Linked DNA regions of Mus musculus: region 2 is linked to region 1. Evidence: chromatin loops called from intact Hi-C (ENCODE). Cell type or tissue: gastrocnemius. All regions are shown on one strand. Each heading gives the region's core, and the rest is flanking DNA. Links, peaks and the distances in the headings are about the cores only. Region 1 overlaps Prxl2c (peroxiredoxin like 2C). Region 2 overlaps Habp4 (hyaluronic acid binding protein 4).

Region 1 (4,394 bases), core at 315-4,314:
CTTGGTCTTGTGACGATCATATGCCCCGGTACAGGGGAATGCCAGGGCCAGGAAGCGGGAGTGGGTGGGTTGGGGAGCAGGGGGAGGGGGGATTTTCAGAGAGGAAACTAGGAAAGGGGATAGCATTTGAAATGAAATAAAGAAAAAAACAAAACAACAACAAAAACCCAGGAAGACCAGAATGCCAGGAGAAACACACAAACTGTGGAAGCCTGGCTCCTGAGGCATAAAGGAGAACAGGACTTAAGTGGGAACAGGGCTACTGACCATTAGTGTCACACTCTGACAAAGAATCTGGCTACACTATGCCCACCTCCTGGAGAAAAAAAAAAAAAAAAAAAAAAAAAAAAGCAAGGTTGAACTCAAAGGTAATGGACTAGGTTGTCAGGCCGAAGCCGTCTCACAACAGGTAACACAGGTAACGTTAGTACAAGCTGTGCATGGTTACAATTCACTCTTCCCCATCAGCCGTGCAGTCAGAGGGAGGGCAGAGACATGACATAGCAAAAAAGAGGGTGTGAGCAAATTCTACAGACAAGTCCTGTGCAGAGAAGGACGATGTGACTGCTAAGGAGGTGAGGTGCTTGGAGGACAGGACCCCAAGACTGGAGGCTCGGGCTTAAGGAGATATAAGTCCACCTGAAGAAGAGCCCGCGCTGACAGTACTACTGAGGGGTTCTCTGCCCTAAAAGAACGGCTTAGGGACCTGGTTCAACCACTGAGGCTCAGGTCATCATCACTACTGTAGAAGGGAGTCAGCCTGCAATGTGAACTGGCAGAGAACTGGGCAGCACTGACTGTGGCGGTTGTAAACATGAGAAATGCAGAAGTTATGGGACCGTGACAGCTTGCACCAATGTCCCACAGAGCTGCTGGGGCCAGGCCATGTGTAGCAGTGTCACATTCCTGCAAGTGGCTTGAAAGGCCACCCCATAGAGCTGTGAAGGTAAAGCTTACGATGTTGCAATGGGGATCCCAGGATACTACAGACGCCAGGACTGTGGGACATCTGCTAAAGAAAGCCTCCCACATAGAGTGGAGCCAGCTCAGCAGAAGGGCAACACATGCTGCAGACAGCAGAAATGGATGGGTGGGGCTGTCTAGGCTTATTGGAGCGCAGGACTCCACCAAGAGTTCCAGGTGAGGGACATGGAGTTTGGCTTTTGGTATTAGTCCTGCTGTAATTTGGTCTTTCCTTGCTGTCTTGGTTAGTTTTTATCAACCTGACACAAAAAAATATCTGAGATGAAGGAATCTTGACTGAGAAAATCCCTCTTCAATAAGACTGGTCTGTAAGCAAGTCTGTAGGACATCTTAATAGATGATTGGTGTGGGAAAGTCTGTCTCATTGTGGGTGGGACTACTTTTGGGTGAGTGCTCCTAGGCTGTACAGAAAAGCAGGCTGACCAAGCTATGGGGACAAGCCAGTCAGCAGTGCTCCTCTATGGCTCCTGTTTCACTTCCTGCCTCCAGGTCCTTGCCTTAAGTTCATGCCCCGACTTGCTTCATTGACGGACTGTGATGTGTAAGTATAAGACAAAATAAACCCTTTCCTCACCAAGTTATGTTTGGTGATGGTGTTTATCACCACAAAAGAAACCCTAAGACACCCATTATCATTCCTTTTTTCTCAAATGAAAGTATTTACTCTACACCACTGTATATTGAAAATGTGTAAAATTTTAAAAATAATTTATTTTACAGGGAGCTGACAGTTCGAAGCCTGAATCTCAGAAAAGCCTTTGGATTATTTATTATTATCTAAAAAATCATATAGAGGTGTGTATGTGTATATGTGTTCATGTGTACAGGAGCCCTTGGACACCAGGAGAGGGTGTCAGATCCCTCAGAACTGGAGTTCCAGGTTGTTGTAAGCCAGTGTGTGGGTGTTGGGACCTGAACCTAGGTCCTCTGAAATAGCAGCACGTGCCCTTGACCATTAAGCCAACTCACCAGCCCCTTGGATAACTATTTTGTCACAAAGACTATTGAACACAGCCTTGCCATGTACAACTCCTAGTATGAGAAGACACATGTGTCTGAGAGAATCATATCACAAGTGAAACATGTCTTACCAGAGGAGGAAATTTCTTCACCTCTTTTCATTCCCAATCTTTTGTAAATTTCTCTCTCAGGATCAACATAGATTTCATGAGAATATCCAGTCAGTTTGCAGAAAGGCTAAAAAAAGAGAATAAAATAATTGGAATTTCTCATGAGAACAAATGAGAGACAAATAAGGACAACCTAGCTTTCTGCCAAGGAGCCTATACTCAGCTCAACAAATGTAATTTTGTATCTGAAACCTATTTAAAACAGTGGCCCCTCAGTTTGCTAGATAGTTACCTCAATATGATGGTATGATGATTGTCCAATCACTATGAGGGTGACATCTGCTTCCTTTGGGAGGAAGAAGGACAAGTACATATTATTAGAAACTATGTGTATTCGAAAGAACTTTCCCTAAAGCAATTCTTTCATTTTGTTCTAATGCCACCTATAGGCTTCGAAGAGAATAGAAAACAAAATTGCTTGAGTAGAAAGAAATGCATACTACGATATTTGAGTAACTCAGATGATTTGTTTTCTCTAGGTAAGAATTTCAAGGCCTAAGAGTCAAACATAAAACTATTAGAAGGAAACGCAGAGGGAAGCTCAGTAGCACTTGTGTAGCAGTGGTCTGGCTCGGTGAGTAAAGGTGCTGTTGTGCCTGCTGACCTGAGTTCCATCTCAGGGACCCACGTGGTGGGGAGAACTGACTCCTGCGAGCTGCCTGACCTCCACACTTGCACATATAAGTCAATAAGACACAGAAACGAAAGTTAACACACCAAGAAGGTTGTGTATTCCTTATAGCAAAGGAAAACGACAGAGAAAAGACACAACCCACTGACTGGACTAAGAAAACCTATGCAAAGTAGGCACTTGTCAAAAAGACCTATGAAGTCTATGTTACAAATTCAAATACAGCAAGAAGACAATCCAGTTTTTAAAAATGGACCAAAAATGGGATAGGGATCAGGACCTGTCTAGTACTCTCAGGTTCTGAGATTTGACCTCTAACAACCAAGGACTAAGCCAGAAGCCGTGTGAAATCATTCTCGGGCTGGGGAGATGGTTCGGGGGGGTAAAGTGCTTGCTGAGGATCTGAGTTCTGTCCCCAGAATCCATGCACAAAGGCTAGTGCAGCTGCACGTGTGTGCAAAACCCCACAAAACCCCAGCAAGACAGAGGAGGAAGCAGGTGGATCCTGTCGCTCCCCGTCCAGTCAGTCCATTCATATCAGCAAGCTCCAGACCAGCGAGATGTTACATAAAAACCACGAATAGCCCCTGAGGAGCAACACTTGTGGTTTACCCTCTGGCCTTCACGCACATGCATGTGCAAACTTGTACACCCACGTGCACAAATTTGTACACTCTCGACACAAACTGTTGAGCATCGCTTATCATTAGAGACATGAAAACAGAAATGAGGTATTCCTTCACCCTAGGAGAGATGCTACTAATCAAACAGAAGGAAGTATCGGTGAGGACATGGAACAAAGAGGATCTTTACACGGTGCTGGTAAGAATGAACTGAACAGCTTCTACAATCAGGGCAGTACAAGGGTTCTTCCAAAACTTAAAGAGAACTGCCACGTGATTCAGAACTGCTACTGTGGGTGACACAGCCGAAAGAATTAAAATGAGCACGCCAAAGAAACCCCACACTTCCATGTTCACCGTAGCACCGTCAACACCAGCTGAGGTGAGGAAGCAACTCAGGTGTCCATCAGTGGACAAATGCATAAAGTGTGGTACCCCAAGAAGTAGCATCCAACCATAAAAAAGAAATTGGTTCTGGTTTTTCCGAAACAGGGTTTCTCTGTGTAAGAGCCCTGGCGGTCCTAGATTTGATTTGTAGGCCAGGCTGCTCTCTAACTTTCAGAGCTACTCCTGCCTCTCTCTGCTTCCTGAGTGCTGGCATTAAAGGCATGGGCCAGCAAGCCTGGCTGAGGGGTTTGTTTGTTTTTGTTATCTGTAAAACATGGAGGCCATTCTGCTGAGTGAAATAAGCCAGGGACAGAAAGACAAACACTGGATGACCTCACACGGAATACATACGGAGTCAAACATTATAACTCATGGAAGTAGAGAACAAAACAGTGGCTACCACGGGCTGGGAGAAAGGGGGTGGAACACACTGAAACGTGCTCAAAGGGTACAATTTCAGGGAGACATGAGCAAGAGGGATCCTTTTAGAAATGTGCTGTCCAGCACAGTGACACAGTTACTAGTAATGTGCTACTCCAAAATCACCAAAAGCCATCTACTTTAAATGTTCTTTGTGAGGGCTGGAGAGATGGCTCAATGGTTAAGAACACTGACTGCTATTCCAGAGGTCCTGAGTTC
Region 2 (4,394 bases), core at 289-4,288, 130 kb before region 1:
CTCTGTCAGACTTTAAAATCACACTAATCTCCCAGCAGCTGTGTCATTGTTGATGGTTTAAGAATTCCGTTTCTTGATACGATCGATGACCTGCCACCCCAGCTCTGGCTGATTGAGTTGACACTGGGGCTTTCCCCATTCCGCCACAGTGGACCTTCACCTCCCAGGCTTAGAACTTGATGGAAGAGCTTAAAGTCCTGTAAGCCAGTGTTTTAGTGAACAACCTGAAATGCATGCTTATTCTTCCAACTTAGCCAATTTACTGGTGTGTCACACCCATCCTTCCCTGTGTTCTGACAGCAGCTGAATTGTTCCTCATCAGTGTTCTGATGTTTGAGGGCACCTGCTACACTGCCCTGTTTTGTCTTTGAGCTTGCCTCTTCCGATCATATAAACGGAATCTTACACAGAAAAGAGAAGACACGTTAGCTTATTTCACTTGCCATATGTCTAAATTTCTGTCATGTTATGGCCTATATTTTAAAATCCCTGTTTTGTTTATCTACTTGTCAGGTGACAGACATGCTAATAGTTTCCAGTTTGAGGCTGCTGTACATAACAGCCACTGTAAACATTCATGTATGTGTTTGATAGGGATGCGCGTTCTCATTTCTCTCAGGTATGAAATTCCTGGATCATATATGAACTCTCAGAAAATTTAATAATTTTTAAAATTTTAGTCTTATGCACATTGGTGATTTGACTGCATGTATGTCTGTATAAGGGTGTTGGATCCCCTGGAACTAGAGTTGCAGACAGCTGTGAGCTGCCATGTGGTTGCTGGGAATTGAACCCAGATCCTCTGGAAGAGCAGCCAGTGTTCTTAACCACTAAGCCATCTCTCTTGTCCCCAGAAAAAAAAAATTTGAGACAAGATCTCTATGTCTTGGAACTTGCTGTGTAGTCAGTCCCAGCTGTCCTGGAGCCTGATGTGTAGACCAGGATGGCACCAAACTCATAGAGATCCACTTGTCTCTGCCTGCCTAGGTCTGAGATTAAAGATGTGAGCCATGACACCCGACTCTGTAAAAAAAATTGAAGACCAGACTGTTCCGTCCCTTCCCCTTCCCCTTCCCCTTCCCCTTCCCCTTCCCCTTCCCCTTTCCCTTCCTTTTTCTATGTATGAGTGCTCTGTCTGCATGTACACTTGCATACCAGAAGAGGGCACCACATCCCAATACAGATGGTTGTGAGCCACCATGTGCTTGCTGGGAATTGAATTTAGGCCCTCTGGAAGAGCAGTCAGTGCTCTTAACCACTGAGCCATCTCTCCGGCCCCCCAGACTGTTTTCTACGTTGATAATCACATCCCCAATACAGTCCCACAAAAGTATAACTTTCTTTTCTGAAGTAGACACTTGGTCCCACCAGCCAAAAAAAAAAAAAAAAAATCTTTGTCAAAACTTGTTAATTGCCTTTAAAGACACTCCCCTTTTCTTTCTTTAAAAATTACATGTATGAATGTTTTGTCTCTCTGTGTGTGTGTGTGTGTGCACCACATGAATGCCTGGTACCTGTGGCACCAGAAAAGAGCAGTAGATTCCTTTGAACCAAATCTACAGCTGCTTGTGAGCCACCAAGTGGATGCTAAGACCCAAACCCAAAGTCTTCAGCAAGAACAGCAAGTGCTCTTAACTGATGAACCATCTCTCCATACCCTGACTGACCTTTTGATACTAGCTGACCATTGGATATGGAATGGTGTAACTCCTCGTGGGTTGCGCCACATTTCTCTGATGATTAACAGAGTGGACATTTGAAAAGCTTTTAACTTGTGTTATCTTGCCTCATGCATGCAATACCTGAAGAAGCCAGAAGAGGGCACAAGATGCTGGGGATTTGGACTAAGGTCTTCCTAATTCCTCCTCTGAGCCATCTCTCCAGCCTGCTTTAAACATTTCGAATTGTTAGCTAGGATGGGGCTAGAACACTTGCTTAGCACATGGGAGTCCCTGAGCTCCACTCTTAGCACTCTCTCTCAATATATAAAAAAAGTCTACAATTAAAACTTCACTTCAGAGGGCTAGAGAGTTGGCTCAGTGGTTAACACTGGCTGCTCTTCCAGAGGACCCCAGTTCAATTCCCAGCACCAACATGGCAGCTCACAACTGTCTGTAACTCCAGTTCCAGGAGATCCAACACCCTTATACAGACAGACATGCAGTCAAATCACCAGTGTACATAAAATAAAATAAATCACTAAACCTCACTTAAAACCATGAGTCAGAGAAGAGGGGAAAACATGAAAACCGTTTCAACAGGTTCTCATGATGAAGTTATCAGACAAATGTAGAAAAAAAAAAGGCGTGATAAGGAAGAGGCTTGGGGCATGGGCCTGGAGAAAGTCTGAAATACCATTTTTTTTTCCTTTTAGAACCAACTAAAGAGATTTATAAAAGTGGGCACTGTGACCCATTCCTTTAAGACTTCTGTCGGTGGTTCCCAATTACCTTGTGTCCACAGCATCTCTTATTTTCTCCCACAGTTCTCATACTGCCCATCTGCCTTCAGGAAGGGTCCATGGTGGTGCAGTGTGATAGAGATGACTGATGACATCATTTCCAGACTGTTGTGAAGCACAGACTGTTCCTGCAGTTGGCAGAAGGCATAGGATGGTAGAGAGAACTCACAAGACGTGACCCCGAGGGCTTGGGGTCACCTTTAACCTTATTTACATTTCCAATACAGTCCCACAAAAGTATAACTTGCTTTTCTGAAGTAGACATTTGGTCCCACCAGCCCCCCCCAAAAAAAATGTCTTTCTTATGATTATGTATCTTTTCAGAGTTCCTGAGTTGGAGGTAGAAGAGGAAAACCAAGTCCAAGAGATGACCTTAGATGAGTGGAAAAACCTTCAAGAACAAACCAGACCAAAGCCTGAGTTCAATATTCGGAAGCCAGAGTCCACAGTTCCTTCCAAGGCAGTGGTGATTCACAAGTCCAGATACAGAGACGATGTAAGCTTGTCTCAGGGGAATCTGTACTGTTGACCTCATGAGGCACATAATAGCCCAGTCTCAGTGGGTGTGGAAATAGGACCTTGCTATTTGGCATTCTTGTTCTCCTCTCCCCACCACCAAAACATTTATTTTGTATTTGAGGAGTACATGTCAAACCTGTGGTTGTCAGGAATAGAGACTTGGTGCCCACTTAGCCATCTTGCTGGCCTGCCGCTTGGCATTCTTGTTTCTGTTCAAGCTTCATCAAGGATGATGGAAAGGACTAGAACTTGGCATGTGCACAGTCAGGTACTACACATTCTCTGGAAGCCTTGAAAGTCTGGTCTCTCAGTGAAAGAGGCACAGAGGAGATGTTTTGAACATTACTGGCTCTGCCTTTTGATGATCAGAATGCAATCCTCTCAGGTCCTTTGGTTTTAGACTTTAGTGTGTCACCTGGTCTGGTATTAAAACTATCCTCCTGCTTCAGCACCCTGAGCTGTGCACCACCATGAGTGCTTATCTTCCAATGGGTCAGTTGATCAGTTGAAGCAATAGCTGGGAACATAAGTTCTGTGATCCCTTTGTACAGTATTTTAATAGCCCTGCTTCCTCTGCCCAGCTCTAGAAACAAAAGAGAAGCCCCTGGCCTGCTGATAGCACGGTCAGACACCATTCCACAACCAGCTGTCCTGAAGGCATTATTAAGGACTTCAGTGTTGTGCAGACCTTATTGTTCTGCATGGTTTCTATACAGCTCTATCCCTGTGTGTGTACACGTGTGCCTGTCACTCTCCACTTTTATTTTCCGAGACAAGATCTCAGTGAACCTGGGCCTCACCAATGCAACTAGACTGGCTAGTGAGCTCCAAGAAGACTGTCTTTGCCTCCCTGGTGCTGCAGCTATAGATGTGCCCTGCCACAGTCAGCTTTTTGATTGAGTGTTGGGCATATAAACTCAAGTCCCTATGCAAGCACGTTACCAACGTGGTTCTGTTTCCAGAGACCAACATCAGACTTTTTACCAGATGCCTGAACCGAGATATTCCAGGGAAAAGCATCAGTCATTTAATTGCATTTGTTTGTTTGTTGCTGAAGTTAAAGGAACTCTGAAGCACCCGGGTGTAGAATGTAAGAATTCCTGTTGTCAGTCACAGCATGAAACCATGCAGATGGCTGTGATGAACAGTCGTCTTCCCTGCTGGATATTACTCCCTGACTTGCAGTCAGAAGTTTGTTAGATTTCTAGCACTGTTGAAAAATGCCTGAGGTCATTTATAGTGAGAAAAGCTTTGGTTCAGCCTCAGGTTGTGTGGCCCAGTGGCTTTGGGCCTGTCACATCAAAAATGCAAACAGATGGCAGAAAACCTTATTTGCTTGCCAGACTGTGGCCCAAAACCAGCCACGTGTCCAAGTGTCTCTATCCAGAACACAGCCTCTATCATGCCTCACCTC

The links. Peaks named below come from ENCODE experiments on the same cell type or tissue, not always from the same donor. Only the 100,000 strongest peaks of a DNase experiment are listed, where the experiment ranks them.
Region 2: a loop joins it to region 1, with 4 times the contacts of the local background. A loop is called at or near these places in 32 of 42 quality-filtered maps.

What each region holds. Positions count from the first base shown.
Region 1 is chr13:64,306,747-64,311,140 of GRCm38, forward strand. It overlaps Prxl2c (peroxiredoxin like 2C), which reads right to left. Exons shown (of 6, transcript NM_025370.3): 3 at 2,347-2,400; 4 at 2,076-2,181. Among named protein-coding and RNA genes, the nearest start is that of Prxl2c, 3.8 kb to the right of the region's middle. In gastrocnemius, for the core only: a CTCF peak has its summit at 2,515; a DNase peak (open chromatin) is centred at 1,008; H3K4me3 peaks cover 262 bases; H3K27ac peaks cover 1,800 bases.
Region 2 is chr13:64,179,322-64,183,715 of GRCm38, forward strand. It overlaps Habp4 (hyaluronic acid binding protein 4), which reads left to right. Exons shown (of 8, transcript NM_019986.3): 6 at 2,786-2,957. Among named protein-coding and RNA genes, the nearest start is that of Habp4, 20 kb to the left of the region's middle. In gastrocnemius, for the core only: a CTCF peak has its summit at 1,809 (motif pointing right); a DNase peak (open chromatin) is centred at 1,819.